2 separate regions of the Homo sapiens genome follow, and region 1 is linked to region 2. The links are chromatin loops, found by intact Hi-C in ENCODE. Cell type or tissue: lower leg skin. All regions are shown on one strand. Each heading gives the region's core, and the rest is flanking DNA. Links, peaks and the distances in the headings are about the cores only. Region 1 overlaps NPHP4 (nephrocystin 4). Region 2 has its middle 230 kb from the start of MIR4689.

Region 1 (16,189 bases), core at 4,724-12,723, 280 kb before region 2:
CAGGGTTCCTTGAGCTTCTTAGATCTCTAGATTTATAGTTTTCATCACATTTGGAAAAATTGTGGTCATTATTTCTTCACATATTTCTTCTGTCTTTCTCTCTCATCCTCTCATTCAGAGGCCCCAGTTACGTGTTTATCAGGCTGCCAGAAATTGCCTCACAGCTCGCTGATACTCTGTTCACTTTTATTCATAACCTCCTTTTGCTGTGTGTTTCATTTTAGATAGTTTCTGTCTTCAAGTTCACTTCAAGTTCTTTTCTTCTGGAGTGTCTGATCTGCCATTTATCCTTTTCAGTATACTTTTCATCTCAGATATTATAGTTTTCATCTCTAGAAGTTCGTCTGGGCTTGTTTTATTCTTCCGTGTCTTGACTTAACATGTTCAGTGTTTCCTCTGGCTTTTTGAACTTAAGAAATACAGTTATAACTACTTTAATATCCTGGCTTGCTAATTCTAATATCTTTGTCAGTTCAGGATCAGTTTTGATTGATAGATTTTTGTCCTGATTGGGTTCTGTTTTCCTGCCTCTTTGGATGTCTGATAACTTTTGATGGGCTCCAGATACTGAGAATTTTCTCTTACTGGATACTGAATGTTTTTGTATCTGATAAATATTCTTAAGCTTTGAAAATTGTTAGATCCTTTTGGGTCTTGCTCTTAAGATTGGTTAGGTGAGATCAGATCAGCATTTCATCTAGGGCTGATTATTCCTCACTGAGATGACAGGTGCCCCCAGAGGGCTCTGCCCGGTGTCCCATGAAGAATGAGGATTACCAGGTGGCTGGAGGGAACAGCGCTATGTCTGCCTGCCCTGTGAAGACCAGGCCCTATTCCCTGTAATCCTCTCTGGTGGTTCTTTCTCTTTTGGCCTTAGGAAGTTTCCTGATCCGCGCTCTACTGAATGCTAGGGTGGGACCCTCTGTAAATGGCTGGCATTCTCTCTCTGTGCTGCTCATCCTGTCTGGTGCAAACTCACTGAACACAGTAAGCTGGGGTCAGGGTAGGCCTTCCCTCTTCTGTTTCCCAGCCCTTGGGATCACTCTCCTTTGTTGCCTGAAGTCCACTGTCTTGAAAACCACTGTTCTACATATTTTGTGTTTAAAAGAAAATGTATTTTAGATGGGAGGGTCAATCTGATCACTGTTACTCTTCTTGGCCAGAAGTAGAAGTCCTGTTAATAGTCTCTTGGCTGCTGAAATCATCCCCACCGGGGCCGATCATCCCGGGGTTTGAAAGCGTCTTCTAGCTGTGTGTGCTACTTGTGATTCACTCACCATGCTGCGTGTTTTCCGGACTTTTGAGTCTTGGCTCATGCTCTCCGCCTGGTGTGTCTTTCTCCCATACGCTGCATTTATTTTCTTTTAGGATATATTCCAGGGTTTTTGTTTTGTTTTGCTTTTAGAGATAAATTCTCACTTCGTTGCTCTGGCTGGAGTGCGTGCCATAATCACAGCTCACTGTAGCCTTGAACTCCTGAGCTCAAGCAATCCACCCGCCTCAGCCTCCTGAGTAGCCAGGACTACAGGGAGTGCCACCGTGCCCGGCTAAGCCAGGACTGCAGGCAGTGCCACCGTGCCCGGCTAAGCCAGGACTGCAGGCAGTGCCACCGTGCCCGGCTAAGCCAGGACTGCAGGCAGTGCCACCGTGCCCGGCTAAGCCAGGACTGCAGGCAGTGCCACCGTGCCCGGCTAAGCCAGGACTGCAGACAGTGCCACCGTGCCTGGCTAAGTTTTTTGTTTTGTAGAGATATGGTCTTGCTGTGTTGTACAGGCTGCTCTTGAACTCCTGGCCTCAAGTGGTCCTCCCACCTTGGCCTCCCAAAATGCTGGGGTTATTTTTTAATTAAAAAAAAAAACCATAGTCAAGAATAGCCAAGGCAATTTTGAAGAAGGAGGGAGGCTTCACCTTTCTTAGTTTTCAGACTTACTGTAATGTTCTAATTTCTAGAACAAGTATAGCATTGATACAGAGAGAGATAAATAGATAATGGGACAAAATATAAAGTGTGATATGTGACAACTTGAAGAGAAGGAATATATTAGTTTCTGGTTGCTGTTACAACAAATTAGTGACGTTGCAACAGGAGCTTATTATCCTAAAATTCTGGAGGTCAGAAGTCCAAAGTGGGTCCTATAGTCTTAAATCGAGGGCTCAGCGGGGCTGTGCTCCTTCTGGAGGCTCCAGGGGAAAATCCATTTCCTCTCCTTTTCCAGCTGCTAGAGGCCACCTGCGTCCCTTGGCTCCTTCTTCCATCTTCAAAGGCAGCCATGTAGCACTTTCCAGTTGTCACTGAACTCTGACCCTCCTGCCTCCCTGCCTTTCACTTACAAAGACTATTGTGAGTACATTGGGCCCACCTGGATAATCCAGGGTCATCCCCCCATCTCAGGGTCAGCTGATGAGCACCTTAGTCCCTTGGCATTGAACATATGTATAGGTTCTGGGGTTAGGACGTGGGTATCTCTGGGGTGGCAGCAGTTACTCCGCTTACCGCAAGGAGTAGCAGTCAGTAAATGGTGTGGCGTGATCCCTTGCCCACATGGAAAATATAAAATTCAGTCCTAGCTTCATGTCATGTACAATAATAAATTCCAGATGGCCTAAAAACCAAAACTTCAGAAATGTTAGAATTAGAAGATCAGAAAGAGGAAAGATTATAGAAAGAAGTCCTCCAAATCAATAAGAAATAGACAGCAGGAAAGAAAAATGGACAGTGCTCAGCAGTTGCTGGGCGATCGCTAACGCTGTCGTCATATGAAGAGGGAATTTATAGAGAAGAAACCAGAATAACCAATAACCATAAACAAATGAAAACATGCTCAGTATTACTGGTAATCAGAGAAATGAAAATAAAATGACAAACCGTTTTATTCCCCTCATATTGGAGGAATCCAGATGTCTAATAGTGCAAAAGTTCCTGAGGATGTGGATAAAGCAGAACTCTTACCACCGTGGGAAGAATGGGATGTGTGCAGCCGCTTTGAAGAGTGATTTTGTAATATTTAGTTAATATCCTACAACTCAGAAGTGCCATTTCCAGACGACTGTTAGAGAGAACAACCGGTTCATGTGTATAAGGAGACATGGGCGGGCTCAGCATCACAGCAGCTGCTGGTTTCCCAGTCAGGGAATGGATAAACTGACTTACTTGGACAGTGAAATGCTGTGTGTCGGTTAAATGAATGAAATAGATCTATGCGTATCAGGTGGATAAACCTTCACAAAGGCATGTTGAATGAACACAAGTTCTGAAAGGAAATGAACAATGTGGTAGCATTTAAGTAACTTTCAAAACAATTGCATGTATTGCTTATGAATGCATACTTATTGAATATTAGAGCAGTTACTTAATGTCTGTGTCCCTGTTTCCTCAGCTGTAAAATGGGATGGATTAAATACTTAAAGTATGAAAAACAAACTTGAGAAATCTTAGAAAAAGACATTGGAGAATATTTTTATGGCCTTTGGGTTAGGAAGGCCTTCTTAAGCAAGATAGACAAAGCATAAACCAAAGAGACGATTGAGAAATAAGATTATATTAAAATATAAAACTTCTGTGTGAGAAAAGACTCTGTAAACAAAGTTAGAAGACAGACCTCAGGCTGAAAGATATTTGCAATACATATGACCATTAAAAATTAATGAAGGAAGTAAGATGAGAAGATTAGAAAGAAGGATTACAGAAAGACCTCCTCCAAATCAATAAGAAGCAGATAAACAACAGAAAAGAAAAATGGGCAAAGGATAGCCAAGGATTGGGGGGAGGATGAAATGAGTAAAGATATGTCCAGGTGCTCGGGGCTGCCTGGCGTGGAGCAGATGCCCAGCGATTGTCGGGCGATCATTAACGTTGTCCCCATGCCACTGCCATTGTGGTTCTTCTGGTTGGCAGCGTTGAGGGAAGCGACCACATGTACGTACCCCTTCAACTACTGGTTCAATTAACACGGGGCCGCCAGGGCAGGAGCAGCTGGAGCACATCTCTACGGAGCTCCTCTGGACCCCAGAGTCTTTGATGGGTGAAAACAGCTAACCCCGGCTGGGCGCAGTGGCTCATGCCTATAATCCCAGCATGTTGGGAGGCTGAGGTGGGAGGATGGCTTGAAGCCAAGAGTTCGAGATCAGCCTGGGTAACATAGCAAGGCCCTGACTCTACAAAAAACTTAAGGCCGGGCGCGGTGGCTCATGCCTGTAATCCCAGCACTTTGGGAGGTTCAGGCGGGCATATCATGAGGTTCAGGAGATTGAGACCATCCTGGCTAACATGGTGAAACCCTATCTCTACTAAAAATACAAAAAATCAGCTGGCGTGGTGGCACGCGCCTGTAGTCCCAGCTACTCGGGAGGCTGGGGCAAGAGATCTCTTGAACCTGGGAGTCAGAGGTTGCAGTGAGCCGAGATTGCACCACTGCACTCCAGCCTGGACGATAGAGTGAGACTCTGTCTCTAGATAGATAGGTAGATAGATAGATAAGTAAATAAATGCATGCAGTAGCTGGGTGTGGTAGCATGTGCCTGTAGTCTCAGCTACTTGGGAGGCTGAGGCAGGAGAATTGCTTGAACCCAGGAATTCGAGGCTGCAGTGAACTATGATCACGTCACTGTACTCTAGCCTGGGCATCAGAGCCAGACTTTGCCTCTAAAAAAAAAAACAAAAAAAACCCACAAACAAACAAACACAGCTGGCCCTGACTGCATCCACGAAAGTAGGTTCCGGGTGGGCCCAGAAAGCTCAGTGTTGGCTATGCCTCTACCATTTTATCTTAGCCATTCTGCAAACACTTTAGGGCATGCTGACTCAGATGGGGCTTGTTCAGGTGGTCCTCCTTTTCTCCTACCCACTCTCCATTCAGCAAAGACTTGCGGAGAGTCTGTGATGTGCCAGGCACTTGGTTAGGCTCCTGTCCCAGTGGAGCTTTAAAAACAGACAATAAACAAACTACCAAATACGTGAGGTAGCAAGAAGAATCACGTGCCATCTGCTCTGGGATGTTAGTGAGGGTAGCTGCATGTGGGGACAGGGCACTGTGGGAACACCCTGTACCTTCTGCTCAGTACTGCTGAGAACCTAAAAAACTGTTCAAAAAAAGTATTAAAAAAGAGAGAATGACTTGTGGGGAGTTTTACAGTTATGTCCATCTTGATGTGATTAACTTGTATTTGGGATTTCTGTTTCTACAATTGAGGCCCAATTATAGAAGAGGTCAGCAAACTTTTTCTGTAAAGGCCAAATAGTAAGTATTTTAGGATTTGTGGGCAAGATGGTCTCTGTCACAGCTACTCATCTCCGCTGGTATATATAGGCGATACGTTAATGAATGGACGTGGCTGTGTTCTAATGAGACTTTGTTGATACGCACAGATTGTTAGCTGAATCGACCTGTGGACCATAGTTTGCAGACCCCTGATCTGCAGCTTTCTCTTATGTCATAATCCAGAGGAAGCTGCCCATTTTTTTCTGGGCTTTAAAATAGTTTAAACAAAAGGCAAGACCTGTTTCTTGAAGGTCTGATAAAACTTCTCTGTGAAACCACTGAAGGGATTTTTGACAACCAATTACATTTCTTTTCATGGTTATTGGTCTATTTATGTTTTCCACTTCATCTTGTGTTAACTTTTGGGATACACATCCTCTAAAAAAAATGGCCAATTTCCTCTAGTTTACAAGGATGCTGTGATAAAGTTTGTAACTAATTTAAACATTCAGTATGCGCCTGTGATTAGATTCCTTCCTTCGCTTTCTATCTTGGGAGGACTCTTCCTTTTTCGGTCAGGCTTATGAGAGGTTTGTATATTTCATTAGTCTCTTCAAAGAATCAGCTGTTACTTTTACTTACTGGTTCTCTTGTTTTTAAGTTATTAATTTTTTCTTTAATCTTAATTTAATTCTATATTTTATCTTTATTCATCCTCTTTGAAAAGCAGAATTCTTAGCTTATTTGCTCATCGTGTTTAATAATAAAATCATTTAAGATTCTGCAATTTTCTTCCAAGTACATCTTTTACCCCATTTCATAGGTTTTGATTTGGAATGTTATTTCCTACATTGTTGAGTTCCATTTTTATTTCCTTTTTACCTACAACTTGAAAATGTCTTTAAATATTCCCACATTTAAAAAGGCATATATTAAACTTTCCTTGCCCTCTCTTATGGAAACCTGTACTTATCTGTAAAGCCCTGCCTAAGGGTCTTGTCCATGGCAGAGCTTTGTTTTCAGCATCCCACAGCCCTTTGCAGACACCACCTTTTATTTTATATCCTTGTGTGTTGTCTGATTCCTTCCTTCCCTGCTACTGTTCTTAGAGGGTATTAGTCGAATTTGCTATGGTAACAAATAATCTCCAGATCTCGGTAGCTTAAAATAAAAAGGTTTATTTCTCACTCTCGCTGCGTGCGCATTGCAGTTGGTGGTGGCTCTGCTCGTCCTGGTCCCAGAGGGTGTTCGCCATCTTGAATATTGCTGGGTTGCGCCAGTAGGAAGGGGAGGCCTTGGGGAGGATCTTGTACCATCAGTTACGGCTCTGGCCCAGAAATGGCACACGTCACTTCTCCCCCTCCCGGGTTAGAAGTAGCCACGTGGCCTCCCAAGTCACAAGGGGACTGGGGACTGACTCATCGTATGCCTGGAAGGTAAAGAGGTGCAGATAGTTGGTGCATTTATTTGCTCCACACTGAAGAGTCTTATCATTGAAGCAGCTCACGGTGGGGACTGTTTCATTCATCTGTACATTGCCTGATGAGTCCTGGCCCACAGTAAAACATTCAGTACATATTTGTAGAGTGAATGAATTAATCAAAACCCTTTTGTATACAAGGGATAGAAACCTGACTCAAAATAGCTTCAACAAGAGAGAATGTATTGGCTCATGTGTCAGAAAAGCCTAGAGGTAGAGCTGATGTTAGGCATGGCTGGATCCCGGCACTCAAAGGATGCCATTAAGACTCCATCTGTTCGTCTCTCTCCCTCATGCCCCTACCCCCTCCCCTCCCCTTTAAGCTCTCCTTTCTTCAGTGTTGGCTTCTTTCCGGGTAGAGTTTCTCCACATGGTGAGCCCAGGAGCTCCCAGGTAATCCTGGGCTTAGGAATCCCAACAGAAAGGCCCTGATTGACTCAGTTGTTCCAGTGGGAGTCCTCCTGTCTTTACTGTGTAACACCTGATGGGGATGGGGGTGGGGACAGTTGGCCTTGGTCACACACCCTTCTTGGTGTGGGGGTTGGGGCCACCCCTGACTGTATGGTTAAGGGCTGGGAGGGTGATTCCCTAAAGGAAAACCACCAGAAGAGAGTACGGATTCAGGGTCGGTGAAGTTGACAGATAGTGGCTGCCTCTGGGTTGGGGCTCCTGGTCTCCCGATCCCAGTCCAGGGTCTTTCCCTGCCACTGCCGCTTTGGCTGCACTCTTGCATTCCAGCTTTGCCCAGCTATTCTTGCATTTTGCCGTCAGTGAATGCATAGACTTGAGTAGTTCCTGTGACTCTTTCTTTTGTTTGAGAAGGACGAAGACAGGTAAGAAGCAGCCTGTCCTCCTTCTAGAAGCCTGCTGTGCTTTTAGTAGAGATGGGGTTTCGCCATGTTGGCCAGGCTGCTCTTGAACTCCTGACCTCAGGTGATCCGCCCACCTTGGCCCCAGAATGCTGGGATTACAGGCATGAGCCACTGCACCCGGCCTAGCTTGACTTCTTAAGATGCAGAGCTGTGGGGAACCATGCTTTGAGTTCCTCACCAGAAGATTTACTGTCATATCCTTGGCAGAGAGGAGTGTGCCTTGGTTACTGGAAGGACCAGGAGTTGAACGGTGGTGCAAATGAGCTGTAGCAGCATAATCTACTTCTCAGTCACTGTTTGGGGACCAGCAAATCTACATGGATGGACCCTGATTTCACTGAGTTTATTTAATTTGGATTTATGGCTGCATTCATGTCACATTAAATGATTACCTTCAGCCCAGGTTCCAAGCATTGGAAGACATTGCCTCTCAAAACCCAATGTAAGAGACTTTTAAATACCCACTAGTGTTTAACTTATGATGGAAACTTTTCATACTTCAGTATTTCACCAACTTATATGGTTCCTTTGGAGATCTTAATGATATGCGGCTGTCACTTTAAGTGAGGTACTTTGGCTCTCGGTTATGAATAATCCTTTTTATTTTCTCTGTAACATTGCAAGGGAGCAAAGTTTCATTCATCACTTACCACAGAAGAGTGTGCATTGAGCCGCTAGAGGGCACTCAGTCTTTATTTTTTTGTAACTTGGAATTTCCCTGACCTATATTTTGCTTTTGAATGTTCCTCTGGTGGTGTCAGAATTTTGGTTTGTTTGCTTAATAGATTTGAAAACAGCCATGTAGAAGGGGTCATTGCAAACATGTAATTGTGGTGTTTCCCAGGACACGTGGAGTTAGATTCCTGCCCCGTGGTGCCTGCTGTGCTGCTAGCTGGTCTGGAACATCCTCTCCGACAGACAGCAGCTCCCTTGTCCTGGGTGAGGGTGGTTCAGTCAATCACATGGTGGTGGGGGAGAGTCTAAGGCCATGGAGCAGCTTTTTGGCCACCCTCCAACCACGGAATGGAAGTTCGTGTGCAGGTGGTAAGGGTGCATTTTGCTGGAGAATTAGTGGGACAGTGGGTCAGAGCAAGGCTTTGACAAGGGAGGTGACACTTCTGAAACTGACCCTGGAGGTGACCCCAGCTCAGGGCTCTGGCAAGTCACGGAACTCCCCACTCGGCTTGGGCCTGCTGAACCAGCTCCTGTTCTGGGCTGCCTGCGATCTGGACTCCTGCAGTCCTGGGCTGCCTGGGATCTGGACTCCTGCAGCACAGAGTCCTGTGCTCACTCATCATCCAGTTGCCCCTTGATCTCTGCTTAGGTTTTGTTCATTTTCCCATTCCTGTTTTCAAACTCTTAGGAACAATGACTTTTTACCTACAAATAGTTAGGAATAAAGGCCTTTCAAGTGGGTTTGCCATGTGAATTCTTAGTGTCTAGAGTACCACTAGATACTGACTCATCCTTTATTTTCACGGCCTGATGAAAGGAAGCTACTTTTTGCAACCCTTCTTCAAACCCCAGAGACTGCATCTTTACTAGCGATGGTCCTTCCTTTCCCCTGCCTTTTGGGGCCATCTGTTTACCCCTGTTTGTAACAGGGCCACAGTCTACCCCCAAGGCCCAAGGCCCAAGGCCCAAGGCCTGGCCCGTCCCTGCCTTCCACCAGCTGCCATGAGTTGCTAAGCAACAGCCTCTGCGTGCTGCCCCCTCTCCCTCCTCCCTCAGGACTTCTCTCTCCCACGGAATTGCTGACCCCATAGGTAAATGCAGGCAGCTTTGCTCAGCTGGGCAGTTGCTCAGCGAAATGAGCATTTTCCTCTGTTAGGACCCCTCATCCAGCCCTCTGCTGACCCCTGTTTGCTCAGTGGCAGGCTGGCAGCACAGCTAGGCCCAGGAGGACAGGTGCGTTTCAGGGTGCGGGGGGGAGGTCTACCTGGCACCTGCTGGGGCAGTCGGGCCACAGGGGACTGGTGCTGTGGGGACCGCATTCACGACCCCGTTCACATTTCCAGAAAGGACACGTTGGCCTCCATGCATGTGTCCTGATGTTGAGAGGCCCCTGCTCCCTTCAGCCTAGGAAGACATCTCAATGAAGACCACAGCCCCGTCCTCCACTGAGCTGTTTCCTTATCTTCATTTCTTTCTGTGGTCCTGTCATAGCGCAGGCATCTGATAAAATGTTTGTTGGAAAATGAATCTATGGACGTGGGAAAGTAAAGGTGGTGAAAACATGTCCTTCCTTTCCCCTTGCTTCTATTTTCACTTTTTAATTGGCAATGCGCATGCATATTGAAAAGTTATGTGGCTTGAGGCGACAGATAGCTGCTCAGTGAAACCCTAGGTCAGGACATGGACACCGCAGCCTGGCAGTGCCGGGACTCCCTTGTGTAGTCAGTACTTTTTATTTTTTTGAGAGAAGATCTCACTCTGTTGTCCAGGCTGGAGTGCAATGGCGTAGTCACGGCTCACTGTGGCTTCCACCTTCCAGGCCCAAGTGATCTTCCCACTTCTGCCTCCCATGTAGCTGGGACCACAGGTGCATGCCACCACACCAGGCCTTTTTTTTTTTTTTTTTTTTTTTTTTTTTGTATAGATAAGATTTTGCCATGTTGCCCAGGCTAATCTCGAACTTCTGGACTCAAAACAGTCCTCCTGCCTTGGCCTCCCAAAGTGCTGGGATTATAGGCATGAGCTACCATGTCCAGCTGGTAGTCAGTACTTTTAATCTGTCTGGTGAGGTGACGCTGGAAGTGAGAGAGGGTTGTTGGTGGGGAGGCCGCCTCCTGCCCCAGCCCTATCCCTGTTCATGTCCTGGCCCGCGTGCGTGATGAAGAAGCGAAGCCCAGTGTACTTACTTTGCGGGGAGCTGCGTGCCTGGCGGCCATGGGGTTGGCTGGAGAGCTCCTTCCTCTGTTCTGGGCTGTGATGTTAGTGGTATTATTACTCTGGGTAACAATGTTCTTTTCTGTTCTCTGCGTTATGTATAGAATGATCTCCTTCGGGGTGGAGGAAGGAGGAATTCTGGGGAATATTGTCCCTGTGAGTATATTTGAGCATTATTTGTTCACTGTACAACTTCTGCAGTTCAACTCACCCACAGTGCTGAGAGCCATGGGCTTGAGGGCATGCCTGTCTCTCTTGCGTGTGGAATGTGTGTGGGTTGCATCCTCTTGCAGGGCCCCCTCCAGGCGAGTGCAGAGGCAGTGTGAAGACGTTGGCAGTGACCAGGTGGGATGCGTGGCCTCCCGGGGTTGGGATCAGAGTGCAGGCCCTGCCTTGCCTCCTGAGGCCTGTGCTGTAGTTGAGTGCAGGGCTTTTGAGTTTCTTGAAGCTAAATTGACAGAAAAGTAGACATTTGAGATTTTGTTGACTGTGGTTTTCAGCAAGTGGAGACTGATTGGAGAGTGATAGAGCGTCAGGGAAAAGGAATCTTCAGAGAGGTGGAGAAACCTGCCGTGGTGGGAAGTCTAAGTTTTTCTTTGTCTCTAGCAATCCATGTGGACCATTTCTGGATCACAGTTGGTTCTGGTGTCCTGGGAAACCAGTGACTTAGTCTCTTCCTGCTCTTCTCAGATCTGGCTCTGGGCCAGAGGTGTGTGCTGGCAACCCCATCTCAGGGCCCCGCTGGCCACGAGCTTCTTGGAGCAGCCGTGGAAGAGCTGAGTCTCTGTGCTTTTTTTTTTTTTTTTTTTTGAGATGGAGTCTCACTCTTTTTGCCCAGGTTGGAGTGCAGTGGCGCGATCTCTGCTCATTGCAACCTCCGCCTCCTGGGTTCAAGCAATTCTTCTGCCTCAGCCTCCCGAGTAGCTAGGATTACAGGCGCGTGCCACCATGTCTGGCTAATTTTTGTATTTTTAGTAGAGACGGGGCTTCACCACGTTGGCCAGGCTCTGTGCTCTTCTTCTTAACGCCAGGTTATTTCCCTGAAACCAGGGTCCTGTGGTGGCTCAGCCAGACGCTGATTCCCCTCCCAGTGAGGGAGCCCAGGCCTCTGCCGCAGGGGTGAGAACGGAGGGGCTCCGTGTTGGGAGAGGCACCTGGTCATGCTGCTTGCCGTGGAGGTCTCAGCTTTCCATTCTGTGCTGACTGTGTTACTACTTCAGGCTCCATCAGGGACCTACAGGTGTGTCTTATAATGACTGTTAAACTAACATTTAATTTACTTTAAGTTTTATGGGCAATGTAGGAATACGCGTTTCCTAGCATGTCTCATGGGTGTGGTTACCACGAGTTTGCCAGCACACCCGTATACACTGTGGGTTTCTTTCATTTTTCTTTTTTCTTTTTTCTTTTTTTTTTTTTTTTTTGAGACGGAGTCTCACTGTGTTGCCCAGGCTGGAGTGCAGTGGCGCGATCTCGGCTCACCGAAAGCTCCGCCTCCCGGGTTCACGCCATTCTCCTGCCTCAGCCTCCTGAGTAGCTGGGACTACAGGTGCCCACCACCATACCCGGCTAATTTTTTGTATTTTTAGTAGAGATGGGGTTTCACCGTGTTAGCCAGGATGGTCTCGATCTCCTGACCTTGTGATCCACCCGCCTCGGCCTCCCAAAGTGCTGGGATTACAGGCGTGAGCCACCGTGCCCGGCCTATCGTCACTTTTTAACTTGCCGCGGCTGCCTTCCCAGTTCTGCACACACCGGCTGGTCTCCTCCCATCCCATTGCTCCCCTGCCCCACGCAGGATCTGCCGGGTTCTGCTGAGGTAGCTTCCATTTGCAGGAGCACCAGGATTGTGTCTAATGTTTTGCTGTTGTCGCAGCGCTGCCCCAGACAGCCTTGTGCTCGTCTGTCTGCTCACCGCAGCTGCTCCTACCTGTGTCCTGTGCACACGCATGCTGCTCCCGGTTCAGTTGCTGGCCCAGGTGCTTGTCAGCCAAGTCCTGTTATGTGGCGGAAGTCAGGCTTCCCAGACTCCACCGTGGTTTTTGGAAGACTCCTGGGGCCTGGAGTACAGCGGGTGCTCCCTGGCGGCCGCGCTGTCCTCTGGGCAGGACTATGAGTATAGTTTGGGAAGCACCTTAACCCATAACCACATCGAACATTAAAACAAAGAGATTCGAAACTGAGTTATTTCGTGGCCTTGGTGTGTCTCTTCCTGCTCTGCTTCACCGGTTGGATCTGAGTTTTGGGCCCTGGGGGTCTGGGCTTCCCACCAGGTATCTTTTTAAATGGCCACCTTTAATGGCCTTTTTAAATGGCCTTGTAGGTAGGTTTACTCTCTTGGAAGAAAAAATTGCATAAGTCATGATATAAAGAGTTACTTGAAAAAACTTTCCACACTGTATGCAAATTTGAGACGATGGGGAAATAAAATGCATGCGAGAAGTTCAGATGTGCTTGGAAGGTTTAACTTTTCATCCAGCTTTTCCTCCCCAAGAGGACGCACACAGGCACGGAGGGCTGGCCCCCGAGTGCCCGCTGTCTCTGCTGAAGATAATGGAGCCATTTCTGGCAATTTGTCCTCATTATCAAAATCAGCCTGCGGAGTTTTCCGAGTTCCCATTTACGGAGGAACGGCGTGGAGCTTCACTTACCACTCTGCTGTGTCATCTTTCAGGCTTTTTCTGGGAGGAGGTGGGCAGGGGTTTGCCGTACGGAGCTCTGAAATGGACTGTAAGAGGCACTCAGGGAATCTGGGGAGAGGCATCGGCTTTGAGGACAGCTGGGCCCCTGCAGAATCCTCATCTGCATTTTGCTTTTAGTGAGATGATATTTTCCTGGGGAAGCAGAGCTTGCTAGATCATTTGCTAACTCCCTCCGAGCACGTGAGCTCATTTATAGAAGGGCAGGTTCCTCTGACCAGAGTCTTTGTGCTCCTTGGAGCCACGTTACTGTGGCTGGTTACAGAGGAGCTGCGCGGGCCAAATGGGCGCTGCCCAGGAGGTAGTTGGACTGGGAGCTGTGCCCGCCAGGCTGGGCAGTTGGATCCTCTGAGGGTTGGGGGCTCCCTCTGGCCTTGCCCCAATGCCTTCCACCCATCCACAGGCCCTTAGCAGGGTTTCCACCAGATCCTGCAGCTGGGGAAGCACCTCCTTGGATGGGTTCTGGAAGCTGCTGGGAGAGGCACGGCGGGGATTGGCTCCGATGGTCGTGCAGCTCTGGTGTTAGGGCGGCACTTTCTGGATTTGGTTTCTCCTTGGTCGACAGCATTTTCCTTGTTGTTTTTGTTTTTTTGGGATTCAGAGCGGAACACGAAGTGGCTGAGCAGTCTCTATCCAGAGTGCCCAGCGTTTGACGTCACAGGCCTCTGTGCTGTGTGCTTGGTCCGTAGGTCCCGTAAGTGCCGGCCTGTGCTCTGTGCCATAGGAATTCAGGATACCAGGACATATAGGAGATTCGTTTGCCCAACCTTCATGGCAGCAGAGGCCACAGGAGAGGGAGGGAAGGCGAGCTGCTGGGCCCAAGATGTGGGCCACATGGGGGTGACGGGAGGTGGGACAGGGCCATGGGGGAAGCCTGATTTCTCCGGAGGTCTGGGTTATCCTGGAAGTCCGATGGGGAGTGGTAGTGTCTGCTGCAGTGGAGAGTCCTGTCACCGTGAAGGAGGCTGTCATGAGCCAGGTGGGGACAGGACATGGGCTGGAGACTGGGCTGTGGGCCTCAGGGAAGCCAGGCAGATGACTCAGTGTGCAGGGCTCCCACCCTGGCCTCTGAGTGGGCAGAGGTGGCCCCGTCAGGATGGGCTTGGGGTCTGGCTTGGTGGTTTCATGGTGGGCAAAGGCAAATGGCAGTGTATGTGAAATGACCGTAAGAGACGAGTGGCTATGGACGCTCCAGCACCGCTGTGGCAGGAGCCTGGTGGGTTTCAGAGACTCCAGCGATGCTGGGGCTTCCTCCTGCTGAGGTGCAGGGGCTGAGAGCCCTGGGTCTGCTGGGCCATGAGGTGTCCATGTGGCCTGGGGAGGGGTTGCAGAAGCAGCACAAATGCCAGCTGGGCTGAGGCGGGGCTGGGCAGGTACAGGTGGCCCTGGGAGGAGGCTGCTGGCTCTTTAGGCAGCCCCTGGATGCTTGGGAGGCAGCTGTGGCCTTATAAAGGGCCAAGGCAGTTCTCAGTCCCTGGCTCCAGGGGGACCCCATGAAGGGCTGGCCTTGCCTCCCCCAGGTGCGCCTCCCAGTGTTACCGGGCCTGCATGGAGAATCCTCAGCAGGACCTGGCGGACAGCTTGTGCTTAGTGGGTGTTCGTGAGGCCGCAAGCCAGGTTGGCAGTGTCTGCTCAGGAGCTTCTCGGTTAACAAAACAGCCGGAGTCAGGGAGCTGCAAGACTGGGGCAACCTCAGACCCCAGCTCTTCCGGGCAGGGAAGATGCAAAGATGACTAGTGAGGAGAAGCGTGTTAGGGAGCTCCAAGCACCCCAAGCTGTGAGACCTGCTGGCCCAGGAAGAACAGTGAGGACGAGGCCAGCTGTACCCCCTCTCCTGGCTGCTGGTGCATGCCAGGGCTCTAGATAGACAGCGACACTTTTGGGTGGCACCCTTGCTGCTGTTGCCCCTGAACGGTAACCAGCGGCTGCCCCTGTTACAGACAAGGTGGTGAGGCCTGTGGAGACCTGACTGCGTGGGGGTTCAGGGGCCCACTGCCCCCAACACAGGCTGACACATTCCCTCTCCTACCCCACTGTGCTTCCTCCCAGGCCCGCCAGCGCCAGTACCTCGAGTTCTCGCTGCCCCGCAGAACTCACCTGTGGGACCAGGGGTAAGTCCAGGCCCCCCACGGCCTCCTTCAGAATTCCAGAGTCAATTACTTGCAAGAAAACCCTCTGTCCCCCCTTAAGCACAGTGGATCCCTGCGTGCTTCTGCGTGGCTGGGGAGGGCCTGCTGGCGGCGGCGGGGCTGTCCCCTCCTACCCTGTCTGTGCAGCCTGTCCCTGATGTTCTGACTCCCAGTGCGGGCTTTTAGTGGGGCTGCTGCTTGCAACCCCTATGCTGCTGTATGGGGCGTCTCCACATCTCCCTGGCAGCTGCATCTCATGGTGGCAACTCTCAGGACTGGACGGCCTTTGCTTTTTCTGAGAGACATCGAGGTGTGGTCCTCACCCTCTTTGCTCTCCCAGACTAACTCCACCAGTAGCGGTGCCTGGCAGCTATTGGTGTCCCCTGGCCCTGTCGGCCAAGCAGCCGATGCTGGTGGAGACAGTGGCACTGCTGAGAACCACAAGCTGCTGGCAGTTGCACGTCCGACCGCACAGATCCCCGTGGCGCTGGAACTTCCTGAGTGGGAGGAGAGGCGCCTTCCCGCTGGGCCGTTGCCCGCCAGCGGTCTGAGCTGAGCTCCTGCTTGGCTGCCGTTCTGGAGTCCCGAGACACCCGTGGCGCTCACCTGTGGCTCCAAGGCTGGCCTTAGCTATGTGATTTGCAGTGAGGTCAGATGTGGCTTGTTCCTGCTGATGACTTTGTCTGCCAGCATCATCCTGGAAATTGACTTTCTAGAAAAGTTGACTAATTCAGTATCCATGGCTGTCTCCAAGGAAGCAGCTTTAGTGTGTCATCTGCAGTGGGAAACTGGATCAGGAGTGAAGAATACTGGATTCACCTAAAGGCGCAAGTCTGTGGACGGCCTCCCAGGCTTCCCTGCTGGCCCAACCTGGCATTTTCCCTGGAGCAGTTTCCACGTGACCCCGAGTGGTCACGATACC
Region 2 (16,189 bases), core at 3,091-11,090:
ATCCCAGCTTCTGCTCCATCCCCAAATAAATTTCTCCAGTGCCCCAAAGGAGGGCCTAAGTGCCCCGGCACAGCCTCCACGATGCCACAAATGCCAGATAGGAGCCAAAAACCTGTCTTAGGTCTTGGGTCAGCACCTTTTAGACTTTATTGTTTTAGCGCAGTTTTAGGTTTACAGAAAAGTTGCCCTTTCCCGGCTTCCTCTGCTGTCACCATCCTGCATTAGGGCGTGAATTTATCACAGCTGAGGAACCAATTTTGATACATTGTAACTAACAAAAGCCTAAAAGGAGGGTGTACGCTAGGGTTCCTGCTTTGTGTTGTAGTTTCCTGGGTCTTTTCATCTTCACCCCAGGAGCAGGACAGGACTGGTGCTGAAACACAAACTCAGGGCTGTGTGCAGTGGGGAGAGAAGCCATTTTCCACCCCCAAAGCCTTCTTGGTGGGGCATTCGGAAACACTTCTCTGCATCCACCCAGTAGCGTGGGGTGCTGTCTGTCACTGGGCCAGGGTGCAGAAGACTTGCCACCTTTGGGGCTTCCATCCAGCCTGAGTCTGGGATCTCTGTGGCAGGCCCAGCAGCACACAGAAGTTCTCATTCTGGTTCTGCGGCTCAGGGCTCCTACCTGCACGGCAGATGGCTCAGCACTCTGCTAGCAATGCACAGCTGTGGGCCCAGGGACACGCAGCTCATGAGCCAACCGTGAGCTCGCGGGGCAGGCTGGGGGAGCAGGCATCAGAGCGTGGCAGGCAGGGGCTGCTCCTCGGTCAGTGCCCTGTGCCTCCGCCCTTCCTCTTCCAGCTCTGTGAGGTTTCCAGACCTTTTGGTTCAAACCCTGGTCTTGAAAGATGCCAATGGGCTATCAGCTGTCTTGAGGAGGGCACAAAATCATCACAGCAGAATCTCTTCCAATTTACTTTTTAAATGTGCCCCTTGGTTTCTGGACACAGGAGGGCAGTCAGTAGCTACTGGGCCGGCCCACAAACCTGAATCGAGAACTGTGGTGGCGGCCGGAGGAGGGAGATCAGACTGGTATTCTCAGCTTCCTTACACCTTGTCCAAGGTCACAAACCCACAAGTCAAGGAAAAGGAAATAGCAGGGCCCTTAAACCTATGGGAGGGAGGTCTCACCCTTCATATGAAATCCTGCCTGAAATGAGCACTTTTTCTTTTTTAAAAATTTTATTTTTATTTTACTTTAAGTTCTGGGATACACGTGCAGAACGTGCAGATTTGTTACACAGGTACACACGTGTGCAATGCTGGTTTGCTGCACCTATTAACCTGCATTTAGGTTTTAAGCCCCACAGGCATTAGCTATTTGTCCTAATGATGAGCACTTTTTCTTTCTTTTTTTTTTAAAATTTTAATGATGTTATTTTTTTTAGGATATTTTTTAAAGGATAAAGAAACAGATGAAATTAATTTTAACGATGTTATTTAACTTGACGTATCCAAAACTTAATCATTTCAGCATGTAATGAGATTTTTACATTCTTTTTATCATACTATGCCTTTGCAATCAGTGTTTTTCTTTTTTTCATATTGAAATTCAAATGATTATTCCCTCTTTTGGATTAACTTACTCTGCACATAGTATGCGTCCAGTAAATGTTTGTGGTTTATGTTTAGCATATAAAAGTGCTTTGAGGGCAGATATCTAATTCATTGTTGTAGCCCAGTGTTTTTCAAAGGCTTATCTTGGCATACACAATATGCTTTTTTTTTTTCCTTTTTTTTTCTTTTTAATACTTTAAGTTCTGGGATACATGTGCAGAACATGTAGGTTTGTTACATAAGTATACACGTGTCATAGTGGTTTGCTGCGCCCATCAACCCCTCATCTACATTAAGTATTTCTCCTAATGCTATCCCTCCCCTAGCCCCCCACACTCGATGGGCCCCGGTGTGTGATGTTCCCCTCCCTGTGTCCATGTGTTCTCATTGTTCAACTCCCACTTATGAGTGAGAACATGCAGTGTTTGTTTTTCTGTTCTTGTGTTAGTTTGCTGAGGATGACGGTTTCTAGCATCATCCATGTCCTTGCAGAGGACATGAACTCATCCTTTTTTTTCAATGGCTGCATGGTATTCCATGGTGTATATGTGCCACATTTTCTTAATTGAGTCTATCATTGATGGGCATTTGGGTTGGTTCCAAGTCTTTGCTATTGTGAACAGTGCCTCAATAAACATAGATGTGCATTTGTCTTTATAGTAGAATGATTTATAATCCTTTGGGTATATACCCAGTAACGGGATGGCTGGGTCAAATGGTATTTCTAGTTCTAGATCCTTGAGGAATCGCCACACTGTTTCCCACAATGGTTGAACTAATTTACGCTCCCACCAGCAGTGTAAAAGTGTTCCTATTTCTCCACATCCTCTCCAGCATCTGTTGTTTCCTGGCTTTTTAATGATCGCCATTCTAACTGGTGTGAGATGGTATCTCATTGTGGTTTTGATTTGCATTTCTCTGATGACCAGTGATGATGAGCTTTTTTTCATGTTTGTTGGCTGCATAAATGTCTTCCTTTGGCTTCCTTATATCCTTCGCCCAGTTTTTGATGGGGTTTTTTGTTTTTTTTCCTGTAAATCTGTTTAAGTTCTTTGTAGATTCTGGATATTAGCTCTTTGTCAGATGGCTAGATTGCAAAATTTTTCTCCCATTCTGTAGATTGCCTGTTCACTCTAATGATAGTTTCTTTTGCTGTACAGAAGCTCTTTAGTTTAATCAGATCCCAATTGTCTATTTTGGCTTTCGTTGCCATTGCTTTTGATATTTTAGTCATGAAGTCTTTGCTCATGCCAACGGCCTGAATGGTAATGCCTAGGTTTTCTTCTAGGGTTTTTATGGTTTTACGTCTTACGTTTAAGTCTTTAATCCATCCTGAGTTAATTTTTGTATAAGGTATAAGGAAGGGATCCAGTTTCAGCTTTCTGCATATGGCTAGCCAGTTTTCCCATCACCACTTATTAAATAGGGAATCCTCTCCCCATTGCTTGTTTTTGTCAGGTTTGTCAAAGATCAGATGGTTGTAGATGTGTGGCGTTATTTCTGAGGCCTCTGTGATGAGCACTTTTTCGATCCATCAGATTGACAAAGACAGTAAGAAAATAATTCTTCTTCTGGTGGGAATGTAAATTGGAATAACTTTTTTGGGGGGGAGGACAATTTTCTGAGATCTGTCCAAATGTAAGAATGCACACACCCTTTGTTTAAGCAAGTCTGCATCTAGCAGCTGATCATACAGATGATTTGTGCGTGCTCACAGAGACAGGCACACCTGCTGGAGCACCTGCGGGAGCATCGCTCAGGGTAGCAGAACATAGAAAGATCCAAATGTCCACCAGTGGCAGTGATATGGTTTGCATCTGAGTCCCCACCCAATCTCATGTGGAATTGTAATCCCCAATGTTGGATAAGTGGCATGGTGGGAGGTGATCGGATCATGGGGGCAGTTTCTGATGGTTTAATCTCCCCCTAGTGACGTGTTGTGGTAGAGTTCTCATGAGAGATGGTGGTTTACAAGTGTGCAGCACCTCCTTGCCCCGTCTTCCTCCTGCTTCAGCCATGTGAGACCTGTCTGCTTCCCCTTTGCCTTCCGCCATGATTGACAGTTTCTTGAGGCCTCCCCAGCCATGCTTCCTGTACAGCCTGTGGAACTGTGAGCCAATTAAACCTCTTTTCTTTATAAATGACCCAGTCTCAGGAGGCATTTCTTTTATTATTTATTTATTTATTTTGAGATGGAGTCTTGCTCTGTCCTCAAGGCTGGAGTGCAGTGGAGTGATCTCGGCTCACTGCAACCTCCGCCTCCTGGGTTCTAGTGATTCTCTTGCCTCGGCCTCCTGAGTAGCTGGGCCACCACGCCCAGCTAATTTTTGTATTTTCAGTAGAGACGGGGTTTCCCCATGTTTACCAGGCTGGTCTCGAACTCCTGACCTCAGGAGATCTGCCCTCCTTGGCCTCCCAAATTGCTGGGATTACAGGCATGAGCCACCGCGCCTGGTCACAGGAAGCATTTCTTTATAGCAGTGTGAGAACGGATGAATACAAGAGGGCTGGATCCATCCATTACCTGACATTCTTGTGGTGGTTCACTCTGCCGCCTGCAAAGACAGGCAGCTCCAGACACATGGATCCAGTACAGTCTTCACAGATGCTGTGTCCTGTGGCAGGCCCCTTTTGTGTTAAAGAGGGACACACACATAGGCATACAGGCTTACAGAGGCACAGTCTGTCTCTAGAATAACACACAAGGAGCTCCCTCTTCATATTTCCCTTCAGTTCCATTGCCACGTGTCCCTTATGCATGCATGGCCCATTCAAAGTAGACAATAAGAGCAACACACCCATCCATGCTTCTTTGTGAGAAACAGAAAGATAATTCCCTCCCTCATTCCAAATATTTTGAAATGCTTTTGAGGTTGAAGCTCACCCCTCATTAGTCTTAGCAGCAGAAATCATGTGGTATGCCTTCTGCTCTGTGGTGGGTAATATAGATTGATTTCCTTTACATTAATTTAAAATGGCTCCCATGTCAAGGATACTGATCCTCCAGGGTAAGCTTCATGAGGACAGGGACTTTTCTTTTCGTTTTTGAACCAGAGTCTCTTGTTCTGTCTCCCAGGCTGGAATGCAGTGGCACAATCTTAGCTCACTGCAACCTCTGCCTCCCAGGTTCAAGTGATTCTTGTGCCTCAGCCTCCCAAGTAGCTGGGATTACAGGTGCATGCCACCATGCCGGCTAATTTTTAGTAGAGACGAGGTTTCTCCATGTTGACCAGGCTGGTCTCAAACTCCTGGCCTCAAGTGATCCGCCAGCCTCGGCCTCCCAAAGTATTGGGATTACAGGCATGAGCCACTGTGCCTGGCTGGCTTTGCTTTGTTCACTGTTCCATCTGCAGCACCCAAAGGCATGCCCAGCACATAGTAGGTGCTCAAACACTCTGTAGAGTCAATCATGTACGCCCCTGAGCAATGCCATCTTGTCCCTACCTCCCCTCCCCGTCCTGATTGAGGGTCACACAACTTCCCCATGACCTGAGACCCCTGCCTGGGCTGGTCTTGGGAGCAGAGTCTACTGCCCTGAAGCCATGAGACACTGGTTCCTGGCTAAGAATAAGAGAAATCTGCTTGGAAACAGAGCCACTGTAGCCAAAGACAGCATGGTCACGAGCCTGGCCATGTGTTTCACTAAGCTTTGGGAGGTGAAATGTAACAGCCAACTCCTTCTGATTTGAAATATTTAAATGAGCCTGGAGAAATTGTGTTACACATTGGAAACCTTTGAGCTGTGTGCTTTATGAATCCTGTGACAACAGTGATGAGAAGCTCACCCAGAAAGCAGATGGGGCCCGTGGAGCAGGACTTCCCAGCTCACCAAGGACAGTGCAGCCAAGGCTCCCAGGCTTGTGTTCCAGAAGAGCTGCTGCAGGAGAGGGTGGCCCGAAGTCAGTGCTCCTATAGTCCCCGCTCTGGTAGCCTCCTTCTTCTGCTTTCCACAAGAGTAGTGGTGACTTTCTGGCATTTCTCTGATCAGGTCCCGAAGTTAGATAATATTTGGAGAGCCTTGCATGGCCAGCAAAACATGTTTTTAATATTGACCTTCACCCTACAAATTAAAAACTGTTGCCCCTTTCACATTGACCCACCCACCTGGTAGAAGGTAGAAAGGTTCATCTCTGAAATCGCCCTGAGACCCAGGAGGTGCTGGGGGTGGGGAAGCCATCTTCTGATTGGAGAGACCAGCTGTCAGTCATTTTGTGCTGGACACAGGTTCTCAGGGCTCCTGGTTTCTCTAAGAATGGACAAGGACAGCACTCACCCTGTTGCCAGCCTCCTTCCATGCAGCTCCAACTGCAGCCGTAAGTGAACAGTATTTCTCAAAGTTGTTTACAGCTTTGGAAAACATAAACGCCTCATTACCTGTGTGGAGCATCCTCCTGAGAGACCCTCTCCTGGTGCCAGGCCCCTGGGGAAAATCCCGCTATCTTTTGTTTCTGTACAAGCTAACGGGACTTTGTTGAGCCTTACTTTCCCTAATTTACTATAAGGAATAAAAAAATGGACTTTCCCATAACACAAGATCTTCCTATTGACCAAGCTGAATAAACTCCATGTGCCCCACCCATCTTCCATCAGCTGAGAGTCAGGTCTGTTTCCTTAATGGAATCCCCCTCTAAGTCACGGCCTCTGACACAATCACAGCTCAGCTGTGCTTCTTACTGGCAGGACTTTTCCCAAATCACGTGGGTATTTGTGCTGGTTTCCTGCCCTCTGCTGTGGGGTCTGTGATGTCTGAGGCCTTGTCTCTTGTGTCCATCGGGAGACCCTGTATGCCTGGCACATGGCAACACATGAGCACAAGGGCAGGGACTGTATGCGTCCTGCTTACCGGAGCACCTGAACATAGGAAACACCAATACCTGTGGGCCAAATGCACCTGTTGTATTCATTTCTTAGGGCTGTCCTAACAAATAACCATAAACTGGGGGGCTTAAAACAGCAGAAATTATTGTCTCACAGTTCTGGAGGCCAGAAGTCAAAAATCAGAGTATCTGCACAGCTGTGCTGCTTCTGCAGGCTCTAGGGCAGCGGTCCCCAACCCCTAGGCCATGGACAGGTATCATCAGTCCATGGGCTGTTAGGAACTGGGCTGCGCAGCAGGAGGGGAGTAGTGGGTGAGCAAGCAAAGTTTCATCTTATTTACAGCTGCTCCCCATGGCTCACATTACCAGCCTGAGCTCTACCTCCTGTCAGATCAGCAGTGGCATTAGATTCTTATAGGAGCAAGAACCCTACTGTGAAGTGTGCATATGAGGGATCTAGGTTACACCTCTCTTTATGAGAATGTAATGCCTGATGATCTGTCACTGTCTCCCATCAGCCCCAGATGGGACTGTCTAGTTGCAGGAAAGCAAACTCAAGGCTCCCACTGATTGTACACTATGCTGAGTTATAGAATTACTTCATTATGTATTAGAAAGTAAGAATAATAGAAATAAAGTGCACAATAAATGTAATGTGCTTGAATCATCTCAAAATCAACCCCTCCTCACCTCTCTGTGGAAAAACTGTCTTTCTCAAAACCAGTCCCTAGTGCCCAAAAGATTGAGGACTGCTGCTCCAGGAGAAGATCCTTTCTTGCCTCTGCCACTTCTGCCATCTGCTGGCAGCCCCTGGCATACCTTGGCTTGTGGCCACATCTCTCCAATCTCTGCTGCTTTCTCTGCATGGCTTTCTCCCCTCCGTGTCTCTACGCCTATGTCCAAATTTTTCTTTTCTTATAAGGACCACAGTCATTGGATTATGGCCCACCCCACTGTAATGTGACCTCATCTTCATTTGATTACATTTGTCAGGGCCCTATTTCTTAATAAGATTAGATTCACAGCTACCAGGAGTCAGGACTTGAACGCATCATTTGGGGGACCCAACGTAACCCACAACACTGATGGATGCAAAATTAGGAATAAGAGAGGGGCCCAGCTTCGCATCAGGGATCTGCAGTTTTGAACCAAAAGGATGAATGTGAAGCAGCACCACACATATGGTTTACATACAGTATTCCTGTTCTCATGCACTATTTCATGAGATGATGAGACTCACGAGATGGTGTGATAAAAATAATAATAGCCAATATTTGCTGAATGCTGGATCCATGTCGGGTCTGAACTCAATGTTTTATGGGGATCATCTCATTTATTCTCCATTGTTGCCCTACAATGGGGTCATTCCCCTCTCCCCTTCCTTATTCACAAACATCCAGTGAGCTCTTCTTTACTGCGCCGGGCAGTGGATGGGGCACAAACACTGACATCTTCATTTCTAAAGCTGAGAGTCCAAGGAAACAATTTTGGTTAAATCTTCCCTTTCTCCACATCCCTTGCTAGCACTCAAATCATAGTCACTTTCCTCCCCAATGTGCTGCCTCCTCATAAATTTTGTAATCCTCAAATTACATTTCTGTCATCTGCCCATTCGTTTTATTACCTGCCGATAAAGAAAAGGTCAAAGTCAGTAATTCCAGATTTCAGAAGTGTTTAATCATCGCTGATAAATAGAAACCCTTTCTCCAAAAAGGCAAAATGATAACATTAAAATTTTAAAAAATTTGTTGTCAGAATATTTTTAAGAGGACAGTAACCTTTCCATCTGACCTGCTCTTTGGTGAACAAATCAAACGACACAATTATGTCTTCCCTGAACTTCAGTGGCTTTGAGTCTGAATGCGTTAGATTGGGCTTAGCATAAAGAATAGCTTTATAATGCTTAGTGTCCCCGGGATGGAGTGAGTGTCACAGGAAGGCAGCAAATCCCTCCTGCAGAGATTGGAGATTCCCACATAGCGAAGATCAAGTTCTTGGGAATTCTTGTGAAGGGTCCGGGGGAGGGGAGATGTGGAGGGTAGGGGGACAGCCTCAATGTCCACTTAATATCCACAGGGGTCATTTTAGTCCCAATGTTCTGTGAATTCATTCACTAATTGGTTGACTCATTAATGCTTTCATCCATTCAACAACTAGTTTTCTGAATGTTGTGAATATCCGACGAGGGGCTGGGTGACAAGAGTGCAAACACAAACAGAACGTGGTCTCAGCACTCACGAAGCTTCAGGTGTCAGGTGCCATTGTCGGGGCTGGGCAGAGAGCTGTGGGCTGCAGATCAGAGATCGCCCCTGACCTCCTCTAGGGGTGGAACTTAGGGGAACCCTCACTGATGTTTTTGGCACTTTGGGTCTAGCTCTTTCTCAGCTCTGGCATCTGCAGCTAGAGTCAAAGAGGCCACCCTAGAAATGACCATCAGGACCAGATCTGTTCCCTCCCACCAGGAGTGAGGAAATCCCAATAGCCAGCCCCTGCCCACTGATGGAGCCCCCACTGCACTGCCTCACCCTGGAGACTGGCGTTTTTTTCTGGCAAGCTTTGGTGCATTTTAGGGTCCCGGGCTGGATGGTGTCTCTAAGGGTAGCCTCTGCTTGCCTGGCCCAGCTGGGATCTCAGGGGGCATTTGAGGCCCAGAAAAGGCCAGTGGTCTTTGTACCTTTTGGAAACCATTATCAGAAAGAACCACTGAGGTGGGAGAGCTGAAAGCTGCTGTTGCCATGGACACGATGGCCACGGAGATCTGAAAACCATCAACTGGTTTGAGAGCCACAGGGAAAAGCCATGTACCCCAGTCTCTGGGTGCTGGAGAAAGCCCAGGCCATAGTGGGACAGGAATCAGGGTAGTAGGCAGGCTGGAGAAGGAGGAAAAGGGGGGGAACGGAACTGAGAGGGTCAGGCCATGTCTAGGGATTCTGGTCCAGGACCCTGATAAGAGGGCTATGTCCCCTTACAGATGACCTGGGTAAAGGCCCGGAGGGGTGATGTTTGTCTGGGGGTTCCAACACTATGGTCCAAGTGGTGCTGCTTTGATGGGACCCCCACCTAGAGCAGCTCTGAAGACATTCCCCAGGGGCTGCTTGATTGGGAATGTGGAGATGGGCAGTTATTAGGAACAGAGCACAGGCTGTCTGCAGGGCTCTGCACTTCTTCCTCCTCATCACTCTTCGGAAGCCCAGAGGCCCCCAGAGGGATGGGTTACTTGGAAGTCATCGTAATGTTCTGTACCTGAGAGTTAGTTGGCCCTAGGAAATTGTCCCCCAATCATGAAATGTCCCTCTTGTCGTATCCTGTATGGGGGTGGGATGAGGTGGAGTGGATGGGCCTTGGGGGGCTGCTCTGAGGTCAGGGAGTCCAGTATCCACCCTCACCTTGCCTCACACTACGCACCAGCCTTGGGAGGAACCTGGCTTGTCATTCACAGTGTTACCTTCAGATTGTCCATGTCTAAGTAGAGGATCATTCATTCAACAAACATGGTGGGCCCTGCCCTGCGGAAGCGCCACATGAGTGCTGGCCATGTGGTATGAGTAGGCAGGTGAGCGGGTCCTCAAGGGCATCTGAGTGAACAAACACACAAAGTACAGCCAGATGTCTCAGGAGGAGTCTTAGAGTGATGAAACCATCTGTAGCTGCACTGGGACAGTTCTAGCAGTCTACACATATGATGAAATTGTATAGAAATACAAACATGAACACACAGACACATGTGAACATGCATGGAGACACATGCAGGTACATGCATGTACACACAGAGACACACGTAGACACAAAGAGACACATATGTAAAGACGGACACATACACATTCAGACATACACACATAGATAAAAACATGCACACACACACATATACACACACAGAGATACACATAGAGGCACACATGTACAAACACAGAGATATGCATGTGTGTGCATACACACAAATACACATAGACACATAAGCACATATACACAGACATGCTGACACAGATATACACATGTGTACACAGACACAGAGACGTACACACACATAGACACACATGTCCACACACATGAATAAATATACACATAGACATGTGCACGCAAGCACATACAGGCACACACATGCACACACATGCACACACATGCACACACAGAGACACATACAGACACACTGGTACACAAATGAATACAGATATACACATAGCTGCACACAAGCACACACAGACACACACATGCAAACACAGAAACAAATAAAGACTCACATGTACACACATGAATACAGATATACACATAGACATCTGCACACAAGCACACACAGACACACACATGCAAACACAGAAACAAATACAGACCCACATGTACACACATGAATACAGATATACACATAGACATCTGCACACAAGCACACACAGACACACACATGCAAACACAGAAACAAATACAGACCCACATGTACACACATGAATACAGATATACACATAGACATCTGCACACAAGTACACACAGACATACACATGCAAACACAGAGACACAGACACACATGTACACACATGACTACAGATACATAGACATGTGTGCACAAGCACATACAGACACACACATGCACACAGACACAGACACACACCTGCACACACATATGCATGTGTGCACATGTGCACATAGACACACATGCACACACAAGAGTGTATGGAGAAAATGGTGAGATCTTCGTAAGGGTCTGCAGATGGCACCTGTGTTAGTTTCCTGTGCTGAGCTTTGGATTATAATGATCAACAGTGAAACCGCTGGAAAAGCTGGGGGAAGGGGACTTGGAACCTCTCTGCTATTTTGGCAACTTCCCATGAGCCGACCCTTTTTTCAAATGTAAAAGTAATTTAATAGTTTACCATTTAATATATCTGGGGACACAAGACATTAGTATTAATTGAATTTAATTGCTATTAAAATAAGTTAAATTTAATATAGTAATAAATGAATATAAACATAAAAATAATGACAAATCCTTGCCAGTGGCCTAAATATTTAAATTACTTACTAGTAAAATTTTTCAATGATTTCCATCCCTATTTATATATATAAAAAATAACTACGCAAGCACCAAATCAGCAAAACGATGGTGCCTTCGTGTAGGTGCTAAGAGGCACATCACGGAGCGTCAGGAAGGAGGAGGAAGCCAAGGTGACACAGGATGGAGTGTGTGCCGCCTCCACCACCATCTCTTTATCCGCCTTGCTGTATTTATAGATGTGCATCTTCACACGTGTACAGCCTTTCAGGTCTAAATTCACCTTTGAGGGTGCTTCATTTGTCTTTCCTTTGGGGGTTTGTGGGATGGGAACGGATTGAACCCTAGGACCGTATATTAGAAGCTGCAGGCAGCATGCAGGGTGAGCAGAACTGCAGGCAGCATGCAGGGTGAGCAGAACTGCAGGCAGCATGCAGGGTGAGCAGAACTGCATGCCCTGAGGACGGGGCCCACCCTGCAGCCCCTCACCGCCGCCTGGCCACAGGGCAGCAGGGAGTGGGAACCTCCTTATTTCCTGGGCTCTCTGGGCTCTTCCTGGAGCTTTCATTACCAGTCATAAGGGGACTGTAAAGAGCACCTTGGGTAGCCATTTAAAAAGTGACGAAACCACCTATAAACCAGCAAATTATACAGGGGAGGCATTTTATGTCTTGTTTTCTTTACAGCCATTCTGAAAGGGGACATAAAAGTCACTGGAAAGTCCTGGTTCCTGTCACCTTCGGGCCCCATTGCAGCCTGCATGGTATGACTCATTTGTTTTCAGAGGCTGCTGCCCCAGTGCTGGCACAGGGAGGGACCAACTAGGGGCTGTCTTTTAGAACTGTATTATCCAGAGACAATATTCTCCCTGTGTCCCGAGGAGTGATATTTCCTGACCCCTGGGGCAGAGCCGGGAGGCCTGGGAGAGTTCAGAGAGCAGAAGCCCCCTTTTCACCCCAGGCTCAGTCCTTACCTGCAATCTCCAAATGTTCCCTTATTGGGGCCACATCATTCACCCTCCCCACCAAGGATAGTGATCATGATTGACAGCTGCCTTCTGTGTCTGCAGCAGCCCCCATGGGAGGGGTATTTCTGAATGGTGAAGGATCATTCTTCCTAGTGATGAGGCTCAGTGCTGGGAGCTTGAAGGTTTGGGTTATGATAAAGAGTCCATTACCAACTGGCCTCGGGCCTTTGGGAATTGCTATGATGCTGTGACCTGCTTTTATCATCAGTGAAATGGGTGAGTAGAAAGTTTGTCCTGATGAATTTCATTTGAAAGTAAAAGGAACCTGTGTATGATGCTTTGACTTAAGCAGGAGAAAGAACACCTGAGTGCTTTGCTTGGGTCAATTTATGCCTCTGAGTTCTCAGCCAGTCACATTAGAGCACAGAGGCTGCAGTTTAATTATAGACAGCACTCGAGATCTGAGGAATCATGGAATAATAGAGGTTCCAGAAAAATAGAGATAAGAAAATGTTTCATAGTGGTTGAACTAACTTACATTCCCACCAACAATGTAGAAGCATTCCTGTTTCTTCACAAACTCACCAGCATCTGTTGTTTCTTGACTTTTTAAATAACCGCCATTCTGACTGGCATGAGATGGTATCTCATTGTGGTTTTGATTTGCATTTGCATTTCTCTAATGATCAGTGATATTGAGCTTTTTTCCATATGTTTGTTGGCTGCATGAATGTCTTATTTTGAGAAGTGTCTGCTCATGTCCTTTGCCCACTTTTTAATGGGGTTGTTTGTTTTTTTCTTGTAAATTTGTGTATGTTTCTTGTAGACTCTGGATATTAGACCTTTTTCAGATGGATAGATTGCAAAAGTTTTCTCCCACTCTGTAGGTTGCCTATTCACTCTGATTTTTTTTTTTTTTTTTTTTGCTGTGCAGAAGCTCTCTAGTTTAATTAGATCCTGTTTGTCAATTTTTGCTTTTGTTGCAATTGCTTTTGGCAATTTCGTCATGAAATCTTTACCTGTGCCTATGTCCTGAATGGTATTGCCTAGATTTTCTTCCAGAGTTTTTATAGTTTTGGGTTTCAAACATTGTGGAATACAGTGTGGCAATTCCTCAAAGATCTAGAACCAGAAATACCACTTGACCTACCAGTCCTATTACTGGGTATATACCCAAAGGAATATAAATCATTCTATTATAAAAATACATTCACTCATATGTTCATTGCAGCACTATTCACAATAGCAAAGACATGGAATCAACACAAATGCCCATCAATGACAGACTGGATAAAGAAAATGTGGTACATATACCCCATGGGATTCTATGCAGCCATAAAAAGGAATGACATCATGTCTTTTGCAGGGATATGAATGAAGCTGGAAGCCATTATCCTCAGCAAACTAATGCAGGAACAGAAAACCAAACGGTGCCTGTTCTCACTTATAAGTGGGAGCTGAACAATGAGAACACATGGACGCAGGGAGGGGAACAACTCACACTGGACCCTGTTGAGGGACTGGAGAAGGGAGAGAATTTGGAAAAATAGCTAACGCATGCTGAGCTTTATACCTAAGTGACGGGTTGATAGGTGCAGCAAACCACCATGGCACACATTTACCTATGTAACAAACCTGCACATGTACCCCAGAACTTAGAAAAAAACAGAGAGAGAGAGAGAATATTTCAATTTCAAATCAGAGAAAAAAACAGATTCTGGAAATGACAGGCCAGAAAGCACTTGAATTGGAGCATCCAGAACCTGGGAGTGTGTGGTCTCACTGTATTTCATATGGGTCAGACATACTTGTGACCTGTTGAGTGTTTAATACCACATTTAACTACGTCATTTATAAAGCTGATTAGGTTCTAAAAAGGGATGAAGCAGCAAGACATGTTTATCTTGCAACAGAAGAGTAGGATTGTTTGAATGTTGGGTGTATATTTTTACAGACAGGAAATAAACCATTTCTATGTGTGACCTTAGAGGTTTCAGAGAAGTAGACCTCCATCTGTCAAAAGGAAGGGATTTCTCAAAGTCTGAACAGTTCAAAGTAGGAATAGGCCACCCAACAAGGCCTGTCCCAGTAGAGGCTGGGTCAGCCTAGGCAGGACTCATGCAGATGGGTCTGGGATGCGGTGGAGGGGATGAGATCAAATAGTACTCAAGTTGTGTTGAAAGATCTGAGGTCTTAGGAGGGTTGGCACCAGAATAGCTCTTCAGGGAGGGTTTTCAAGGGCAGCCTTTCAGCATTTTCCCAACAGGAATCTTGCATGTGCCACTCTGCCTGCTGGTAATTACTGGCCTCTCTCATTTTACTGGGACTACAAAGAATAATGCTCGTGGGGGATAAAACTCAGCAGTCAGCCAGTCATTCTCTACTGGAAGACTAGATCTTATATTTGCAGAGATTAAGCTCCCATCTGGACACAACAACCCTTGCCTTTATGGTGGGGACTTGGCCCATCTCAGAGGGCTGCTCATGCCCAATTTTCAGCACCAAATATTCTACTTTTCAAATGTTTAGAGGGTCCAGGAGCCAATGCTAGAATCTTGTCCTGTGTATTGTGTTGGGGGCATCTTGTCCCACAAACATGTACCGCCCTGCAGCAGGACTGAGTGGGAGAGAGAGAAGCGTAGCCCAGCTCCACTCCATCATCACAGAGATATTGGATGAGTAGTGTGTCCCATGAAAGATGCCACATCGTGCAGTAGCCTTGGATTTTATTAACCAGAAAGGAGACATGATCTGAGCTGTTACGAGATGAAACGGGCTCTTGGGAAAATTTCAAATTGCTCATTACAGAGGAGAAGCATGGGAAAACAAGGAGCCACTTGCTTTTGGAACATGAAGCCAGCTGTCTCTCCCTGTTCTCTGTATTCATGGATTCCTGGCTCTCTAGCACCATGCACCTACCTTGTCATCACTGCCAACTTCCACCCATCCCATTCTCTGCAGGCAGCCACGTTTCCTTTCAGCTGCCTCTGCCACCTCTTTTGTTCTCATTTGCTTTATATCTGGGCAGCATTATAATTGTCTCACACAGCCTTTGATGAAAGCAGAGGAGGTGACTGAGGTTCCCATGAAATAAGAAAAACAAACAAACAAATTTAAGAACTTGGAGACTGTCTTGTCCAACCTCCTACCTCAGACTCTAGAGTCAAGAAATCCATTGATTTGTAAAACTTCCTTAACGTGGAGTAATACTGAGAATGTTTTTAGACTGCATTTGTGAGTATCTTGAAGAGAATACCATCTTGAAGGTTGCCGTCACTTTAGCTTTGCAAGTAAATACAATCTAAAAGGGTATGATTTCTTTCTCAAGTTCAGATTGGTGGGTTGTAGATATTTCAAAAATAGTGATATACCTTCTTTGAGACAAAAAATTTCATGGAACCGCCATCTATGAAACAGGGAGAAATGAGTTATGGGTCAAGGGCCCATGTATCCACCCCTGGACATCCCAGGCATCTTCTAAAGCAAATTTTAAGCCTCCTGCTATAAGTAAAGGGGAAACAACAAATGGACTCTGTCCAGGCTGCAGCATACCAGTGGTTCAGGGCTTCCCATAAGAGTTTACAGCCCAATTTACTCATTTAACAAACATTTATGGAGTGTCTGCCATATGTCAGGTTTTGCTAGGTATTTGGGATACACCAACAGATGAGAAAAACAAGGTCCCTGTTTTTATAGGGCTTAGATTCCAGCACGTGACACTGGCATATTTTGCTACATGTCACGCAGGAAATGAACAACATAATGAGATGGAGCCACAGGGTAGGGGCTGCTGCAGAAAGGGCTGTCCTTGTTGACTTACCCATCTGAATTTGATGGTGCCCTTCTTCCCCAGGCCCACTCATTTTT

What was found. A loop is a pair of places that touch in the nucleus more often than their neighbours do. Peaks named below come from ENCODE experiments on the same cell type or tissue, not always from the same donor. Only the 100,000 strongest peaks of a DNase experiment are listed, where the experiment ranks them.
Region 1: it touches region 2 in a loop (3-fold over the local background); 8 of 110 quality-filtered maps call a loop at or near these places.

Annotation. Positions count from the first base shown.
Region 1 is chr1:5,908,212-5,924,400 of GRCh38, reverse strand. It overlaps NPHP4 (nephrocystin 4), which reads left to right. Exons shown (of 30, transcript NM_015102.5): 12 at 15,188-15,249. Among named protein-coding and RNA genes, the nearest start is that of MIR4689, 54 kb to the right of the region's middle. RefSeq lists enhancers at 4,007-4,507, 15,163-15,688. In lower leg skin, for the core only: a CTCF peak has its summit at 8,228 (motif pointing right); DNase peaks (open chromatin) are centred at 10,760 and 12,480.
Region 2 is chr1:5,628,357-5,644,545 of GRCh38, reverse strand. No RefSeq gene overlaps it. Among named protein-coding and RNA genes, the nearest start is that of MIR4689, 230 kb to the left of the region's middle. RefSeq lists an enhancer at 640-1,211. In lower leg skin, for the core only: no CTCF peak of the experiment used is centred there; DNase peaks (open chromatin) are centred at 5,235 and 7,195.